Linked DNA regions of Homo sapiens: region 1 is linked to region 2. Evidence: chromatin loops called from intact Hi-C (ENCODE). Cell type or tissue: PC-3. All regions are shown on one strand. Each heading gives the region's core, and the rest is flanking DNA. Links, peaks and the distances in the headings are about the cores only. Region 1 overlaps CDH12 (cadherin 12). Region 2 overlaps LOC105374685 (a long non-coding RNA gene).

Region 1 (4,408 bases), core at 135-4,134, 140 kb before region 2:
ATACAGAAACAATGCAAAACATATTAAATGAAAAAAATAGATATTTTGTACAAATTGATGGACATAAAAGAAAAACAGAAGGTTTGATATGGAATACCTCAAAGAAACTCAGAAACAAACAAACCAATAAAAGGAGATGTAGAATTTAGAAACTGCAGGAGTAGCTGAATGTGTTAATCTCTGGGGATTTTGCCCTACTCATCTTTTTCACAACTGTGGTATACTGCGTGTTTAGGACCCGCAAGAGAATTATTTCTCTGAAGTTGGTTTTTGCATGAAGTCTCTTTGCAAATGTGCTGATGGTATTTAGCTTGTATTAACTCCATTTATAGAAGCAAAGAAACTGAAAAATCATTTTACTAAATGAAAAACAAAAAAAAGCAAACAAGAAAGAGAAGAAGAAAAAATTTGCTAAGAAAATAGAGATCAACTGGACTACAATTTGCCAACAGAGGTTAATCCCCATAAAGTTCATGCCAGAACACCCAGGTGTATGAGCCCTTAAGAAAAAAAGACATTATATTTACACATCTAGATATAGATCTACCTATATTCGATTTGAAAAAACTCACATGCACATATCCACATACATATACATGCTATATTTTATTAGTACATTGCATTATACACTAGAATATATCTTCTACATCAAGAAAAATTTTTAAATTAATTTTGCACAAAGTATATGAAACCTTATTCAGTATAGTCCCAACTATATAATAATAATATTTATATATTAAAATAGTTATTTTAAATATATAAACAATAAATAGAAAATGCTCTTCTTGAAAAATACTGTAATAATCAGTGATCAAAAGGACACAAGAGAAATGAATCATTTCATAAGCTGTTCCAGAGCATTCAGTTAAGGGAATATGAGTAACTTTCAGAGCGCAAATTAGCTAAACAGTAGACTAATCACAAGCAGGAAATGCAAGCTTAGGTAGAAGGAAAAGGAGGAAAATAAAACCTTTCTTTCAAATATGATGTCTATATTTAGGTTTCAAATGGTAAGCAGCTCTACATAAAATGGCACCATTCTTCAGAGCCATTTGGCCATGACCTAATAAGAGTAAATAAATCCAGTGGTGACTTGGAATAACAGGCACTGGACTTAGTTCAACAAAATAGTTATAATGAAGCTCTCTCAAAAGGACTTCAGAATAAATACGTTTGAATATTCAAAAATGTAAATTAAGGTATTCCATGTTTGAAATATGACCAGGACATTATCAATAAGAAAAGTCAGATAAAATAATTCAATTTACACATATAAGTGCACTGTATTATGAATAGAGCAATATATTCAGTAAGGAACTCTTCATACTTGAAAAAAACTCCCTGTATAATGAACAAAACAAAATAGTTTGTTTGCTATTCTCATTTGAGAGAAACTGTTAACACCAATTCAAATAGGTAGTAAGTAAAGTTTAAAAAATGGTACAGTTTTGTAAGAAGGAAGAAATAGATGCTGTCTAGAGGGATTCAGCAAGTCTTAATGGGGAGAACATGAGCAAAGCAAAAAGGTGCCTTTGATTTCTGAGGAAATTAGGAAAGTTCTGTGACATGAATGGGAGGAAAAAAAATTGAAATGATCTGACAACCAAGTCCAAAATAAGGGACTTCTGAAGTCCCTAGAGTCAAAGATACTTCTAAGCAGAAGATATCAGATATCAACGTTTACTGCACACATTCTTTACTTATTTAGTCAGGTATTACAGTCTGCATTTTTTAATATCTGATAAAACTGAGACTCAGGATGTTTAAAGCTGTTAAGTACAGAGCCTGGACTTAATCATTATTTGTCTAAACCTCATTTTCTTTCTATTAGAGCAAGCTGCTTCAAGGTGTCCGCAGAGTAAACTAAAGGACAGGTGTAAAGCTTTGGGGGCAGAAGAAGTTCTTGTCAAAGATAAAGTTATTTTTGCTCTGAGTTAAAGACAAAATACAGTGGTCAGATAACCAACAGAATGGCAGAGGAGAAGAGAGTTTTGAAGTTAACTTCCAGTTCCGTAAGAAACCGTGTATGACTGTTCCAAGAAAAAAAAAAAAAAAAAAAAGGGCAGAGGAAAGCTTAAGCAACTTGGAGGAAAATACAAATACAACAATTATAATTTCAACATTATGTAGATTATGGTATATTTCTTCTTCTTTAGAGATCTATTTTAATCATATTGCATGTGTACAAATGGGAAATTTAAAGACAGAAGACTTACTTTTATTAAATGATATACTTTTGTAAATAGTTTCTCATCAAACATTTAAAACAAGCAATAGAAACCATCTAAACCATTTAAGATACAACTTTTAAGTCTAGTAAGGGGAAAGTAAAAATGAGGAGGAAGATAAGAAAAAAGAGAAATTGATAGGAAAGTAGGAACTGGTGGTTTAAAAAGTTTGAGAGGAACATAGCGGGATTTATTTGTGATTGCTGATGGAGAAATTACAATTGACATATTGTTGCAGGTGGCTTAGGTACTCAGTAAAGTGTTTGTTAAAATGAATTGAACTGAATTTACTTTCTTTAATTGTCTTCCAAAAGGCAAAACAAAAACATTGGCAACTAAGAAGAGATAAGAGTAAAGACAGTTTGATCTACTATCATTATCTTAACAAAATAACATTTTCTACTTTGACCTGTGTCATTATTAGCAGATTTTTATTGTTTAAACAATGAGGTGTAGTACTTTCAGAGGAATTTGGTACCATCAAGTTCCTTTTACACATGTAGTTGAGAACTGGGGCAGGGTCAAAGTTAGCGTTTCCATTGATGGTGAGAAAATTATTAAGCAAATTGAAAAGTACAATTTTAAGGGAAATGCTTACCTAATAAATAGAATAAAAATTTTAAAGGCGTTTCTGAAAACTAATTTACAGTATAGGAATAAAACCATACTCTCTCAAATGGCCTGCGCAGACTAGGTTAATGTTTTAATTTCTGATTTCTATTCAAATGTTAAAACCTTTTTTTTTTTTAGCAACAATCACTGTACATAATTGTATGAAATTAGGTTTATTTTATTATATACAGATTATAATCATATAATCGTTTTTTCACTTAAATCCCATCTACTCACCAAATAAGTATGAGATGAGTCAAACATACTTTCTGTTTAAATATTTTGCTCATTGAAACTCATCTGTTAGGCCAAATTACACAGTTCATGTTATACTGTTGTGATTAGTTGCAATTCCAATAATATTTTATCCTTAGATTGTAAGTAGACTGTTGCAACCCAACAGCAGAAACACGATGTTTCACTCTGTGAGGCTGTAACTCCTCAAAATTTCTATGCCTTTAAGAACTGGGCCATATCTTTTCCAAAATTGTCCAGAAAATGTAGGAATGGTTTCATTGCAAGTTCATTGATGGTCTTTTCTTATAAATGTCTCTCAGTTGCTATACTGGATAAAATATCACAATAGAAAATATTTGTGCTTTAGTCAGGCACAGGTTTTAGTCAGTCACATATAGACAGAGCACTGGGAAGATGCCAGGAGCTAGTATTAGGCCTGTAGTCTGAGACCTGGCTAACTATGAGAAGATGTTGAAGATGCTTAGCTGAGTAGGAACTGTTCAAATGGGTGTCAGCTATATTCCAGAAGATATAAAGCTTTGTTGGAGGGTATCATGCAGAGAAAGGAGCTTGCTAAGTCTCACAAGGTGACAGAGATAAAAAATAGATACCAGAAAGTAGCGAATGACAGTCAAACAGAAGCACCATTGTGTGAAATAGAGCCTGGATATTTGTGTTTATGGTTTGTACTGTACGAGTTTGTGTGGGAGCTTCATAGTTCAAGTACTAGAAAGTTGAAGGTTATGTGTGCCACGACTTGATGCCAGATAAGAAAATGTGTGGGTAAGGAAGAGTTTTTATCTGGGAAGTAATACAAAATAGTATGAAAGGAGAGGGAGAAAGGGGGAAAAGGACATACACATACACTCACACGCTGATACACATGACTCTATCCCTATGCAACATATACTTTATCTTATTTCATTTTTATAACAACACTCATGGTTACACTATTAGGGAGGTATTATTTTCCAAATTTTATAGAACATAAGGAGAATAGATATTGGAATGAAAGATCCCTAAACTAATTGCACAAGGTAAGTGAATAAAATGTATATCACCCTAATTCTCTCTATACAAAAAAATTACTGTGCTTCATGCTACATTTCATTGCATCTCAGTGGTGGTTAATCTATGTATTGCAAATTCTACTTCAGCATTAGGCTGAATGAACTAAAAAATTAAATATGTTTACTGAGCTTGCAAGATATTGGATCCTAGTGGATTGATATACAGAAACACATAACTAAGAGATAAACGTATTATTTGATGTATATATTATGTAAGTCTTTGAATTTTAAACTCGTTATCAAAAATACCTAAAATTACAT
Region 2 (4,408 bases), core at 190-4,189:
AATGAATGCATCACAATTTGTATCATTGTTCTTCTCTTTATGTTCATTTTTGTTGTTAAAATTTGGTAGTATGTGTGTTTCTGTTATAAACAATGATAGACTAATAGCTATGCACATTTTTGCTGTGTTTTCACCAAGGTGAATTATTAAACATTTTTAATTAAATGTAACTAATATGATGAGCCAAAATAGCATTCTATTATTGTTTTCTGCATTTCCATAGATTTAATTTTTGGTGACTATGTTCTCATTTGTTTTATAATCACTTGTATATTCGTGTGTGTGTGTGTTTGCAAGAGAGATTTTTTTCAAGATATTTTCTCAATATTGAAAAAATTGGACCACTTTTTTTTAGCCCATTCATTTATATTTTCTAGAAATTAGAACCTAGTCTGTCATTTTGGGTTCAGTTACTTTCCTAGACTTATCATTTGCATTTACAATTTAAAGACTTCTAAAAACTGCAGTAGTTGTTCTGGTTGGTTTTACACTTTGACATCATCATCTAGTTGTCAACATTGTTATGTAATAAAGTTTATCAATGTTTACATTAATTAGTGCTTACAGTTTTTTAATTTTCATTTTTTGAAAAACATCATACTGTGAGGTTATTTATTTTTAAATGCCCTTGTATTCTTACAGCCATGAAGTTTAATTAAAAAAAATTATTTTCGGCCGGGCGCGGTGGCTCACGCCTGTAATCCCAGCACTTTGGGAGGCCGAGGCGGGCGGATCACGAGGTCAGGAGATCGAGACCATCCCGGCTAAAACGGTGAAACCCCGTCTCTACTAAAAATACAAAAAATTAGCCAGGCGTGGTGGAGGGCGCCTGTAGTCCCAGCTACTTGGGAGGCTGAGGCAGGAGAATGGCGTGAACCCAGGAGGCGGAGCTTGCAGTGAGCCGAGATCCCGCCACTGCACTCCAGCCTGGGCGACAGAGCGAGACTCCGTCTCAAAAAAAAAAAAAAAAAAAAAAAAAAAAAAAAAATTATTTTTACCCTGGGAATTACTTTGAGGAAAGAAAGTGGTAGATTTACAGTTTTATTTATCAATGTGATAGTTCTGGGACTCATATGTATTGTACATGATGGAGCCACCAATCTCATACTTAACATGTAGCTAACCACATTTCACTTAACTAAAAATGTAAGTGATGGTAGGTTAAGAACATACATGCTATTATTAAGCTTTAACTGAATTATGATTTTTATCTTTACCTTATCAATTTACTAGAAAAGTTTGTTTTCTAAAATCATATTAATTGATCATTATTCTTTTTTTAATTCTATATTTCAATGCTTTATTATGTATTTACAAATGGCATTTTTTTTCAGTACCAGAATAATTTTTTTCCACAGCTCATCAGATATTCTGAATTCTAATCCTAACTTGTACTAGGAAGAGGAAAGAAAGAAAGGAAGGAAGGAAGGAAGGAAGGAAGGAAGGAAGGAAGGAAGGAAGAAAGAAAAGAAAGAAAGAAAGAAAGAAAGAAAGAAAGAAAGAAAGAAAGAAAGAAAGAAAAGAAAAGAAAAGAAAAGAAAAGAAAAGAAAGAGAAAGAAAGAAAGAAAGAAAGGAGGGAGGGAGGGAGGGAGGGAAGGAAGGAAGGTCAAAAGGAGGAAGGAAGCGAGGGAAGGAGGGAGAGATGGAGGGAGAGAGGAAGAGAAAGAATGAAGGAGGGAAGGAAAGAAGGAGAGAAGGAAGGTAAAGAAAAGAGAAAAGCTAATTCTTTGAGTTAATGTCATAGTTTAAATATTTTTAAATTAGTTGATGGTATCCAGTTTATTTGGGTTTATTATTTAGTTTTATATTTAACACATTTTCAATATCAATATTGAAAATCCTGGGGGATATCAATATCAGAGTAAAACCTACTTTTCATTATGTTTATTCCTCAGCATTTTTACTCACTGTGGACAACTTGCCTTTAGGTGATTAGAACTTCATTATATCTAAGAAGGTATGATCAAATAAAACCAAAAGCGATGACATTAAAATGAAGATTACTACTTTGCATGACATGGATTTATGAAATGTACACAAACATTAGAAGACAACAAACATATATTTGTTTATTGCAAAAGTTTAAAATTTGTTTAATTTAAAAAATTTTTACTTTTTTCCCCTGGTGTTAGACCAATACTCATGTTTTAAAATTTAAAATGACTGCTCCTTGCTATCTTCACCTTAGGGGGTCTTATTATTCACTTGTGGATAAATGCCAATGCCAGTTCAAATAAACGATGTTGACTGTCTGATTCATTTCCCAAGATACTCGAAATACAATGCTGTATTTGGGTTGGAAGCTCATAAATCTTTGAGGTTGAGTGTAGAGAGATTCCTAGGTGCACTCTGTTCTGATAGCATTAAAGATGAGATTTGAAGCTCTCCCACTGCAGCACGATAGTTTATCTGTAGCTGATACTATTGTAAATGACAGCCTAGTGGTAATCTAATCAATAATTTAAGATTTCTACCCTGGACCAAAATATCCACGAAGGAAGGAATTCCTAAAGTAATACATTTAATGTCTGGATAAAAGAGATTTGGCATTTCAGAATAGAGGTTCACCCAAATTGAAGTGTTCTATTGCAAACTCTCCCATTCATTAATGATTTAAAGACATCTACTGTTTTTCAGCAACATGTTTTTCCATTATTTATTTCCACCAAGGTGGGGATAATTAACTACTCTTTCTCCAGTCCAGGTTGTGATTGAATAAAAATAGTTCATGGCAGGTTACAGTACATCATTGTTTTCTCATCCTATAAATTTCTCACCTGACAGGAATGTTGAAATTTGGGCTGAAAAATTAATCATTATCTACTTTTGACCAATATATTAATATTTTATCAACTAAGACCCATTCATTTATTATTTATACCTCATCTACTTCCAAACTTTGTTTCCAGTGAATTATTAACCCAGAATTACAAATTGTAAAGTTTCAAGGGAAAAATAAGTGAAATATTGGATAAAAGCACCTGTATAAAACTGTAAGTTTCTCCCTCAAAATAAAAGAAAATAAGCACTATTCAGCAATAAGTTTCAGCTTACTTTTCTGGTAGAGAAATATGAACTGAGCTAATCACATGTCATGTATTTTATATTTGCTTGTGTTTAATATCTTGAAGAGATTTTTTTTCAATCAGGGCAATAATAAATTGATTTTCATAAGACTATCAGAAATGTATTTGCACTTATTTAGTTACTTCAGTCTAAACTACGTGTTTTTCAGCTTATGTTAACTCTTTTTTATTGTCCTAAAAGTTGCAATGTGCTATGTTAGTTAATGGAAAATTTATGAACAAGTAAAAACTTTTGCAACAATGGGAGCATTATCTAATCAATTGTGACTTACATGTAAAAATGATTCATGTGGTGGAAAATAGGAAACCTAATGATGTCCTAGCCTATTTGTAAATATATATCTAAGGATGTGTTTATGTTTAAGAAAAACATTAACCTTTTTTTTTTAGAAATATTTGTTCATTTGTTCTTCTACCCAATGAAGCAAGTCTTACTAATAAAGGCACAGATATATTTAGAAATGTATTAGAAAGATGTATTAGAAATGTATTAGAAAGTAAGATCAACAGCAGGTGGTTTACTGGAGCAGTCTTTTAATAAAACAGGTATCATTATTCTATTTTTAAAACTTTTTTATCAAACTATAACATGTATAGGAAAGTGCAAATGTCTTAACTGATTTTTTCAACTAATTGTAATAAATTGATGAACACTTCATGTAATGGACATTATGGGAAAAAGATGAACATTGCCAACAATTCAATACCCCCTTGTGGTCACTACCAGACTAATGATGGGTAACAATTATCCTGACTTTTAAACTGCAAAAGTAGTTGTATTTACTGTTTTACTTTATATACGTAGAATCAGATAGCAAGTGTCTGTCTTCTTTTGCTCAACATTATAATTGGAAGGTTCCTCCCTATTCTTGCATGCTATGTACATCATTCATTCTCACTGCTATATATAATTCAATGTGAGGAGTACTTATTAGTTTGTGTGTTTATACTGTAATCATCTGATTGCTAAGACAATGAACATAAGACTATCCTCAAGCATTCCCCGTTACTTTTCAGAAAAAATACTTCCTTCTGGACCAGGCGTTTCCTTTATAAGAAGATTTTTTTAAACAACACATTCAATTTATTTAACATATATAGGAATATTTATATTATTTTTTCAGTGAGCTTTTTTAGTATTTGTGTGTTCATTTCACTAAATTATCAAATGTATTAGCATCAAGTTGTTCATGTTATTTTTATTATCCATCTAAAATAGGAATGATACATAGTGATATAACTTCTTTTATTATTAATATACTGGTAATTTTTGTCTTTTCTCTTTTTCTCTTAATCAGCCCACCTACAGGTTTATCAATTC

The links. Peaks named below come from ENCODE experiments on the same cell type or tissue, not always from the same donor. Only the 100,000 strongest peaks of a DNase experiment are listed, where the experiment ranks them.
Region 1: it touches region 2 in a loop (3-fold over the local background); 3 of 110 quality-filtered maps call a loop at or near these places.

The regions. Positions count from the first base shown.
Region 1 is chr5:21,790,251-21,794,658 of GRCh38, reverse strand. All of the region lies in intron 10 of CDH12 (cadherin 12), which reads left to right. Among named protein-coding and RNA genes, the nearest start is that of SNORA105A, 92 kb to the left of the region's middle. In PC-3, for the core only: no CTCF peak of the experiment used is centred there; DNase peaks (open chromatin) are centred at 978, 1,738 and 3,138; H3K4me3 peaks cover 2,071 bases; H3K27ac peaks cover 3,008 bases.
Region 2 is chr5:21,648,047-21,652,454 of GRCh38, reverse strand. All of the region lies in intron 2 of LOC105374685 (a long non-coding RNA gene), which reads right to left. Among named protein-coding and RNA genes, the nearest start is that of SNORA105A, 230 kb to the left of the region's middle. In PC-3, for the core only: a CTCF peak has its summit at 3,816 (motif pointing left); a DNase peak (open chromatin) is centred at 2,274; H3K4me3 peaks cover 424 bases; H3K27ac peaks cover 453 bases.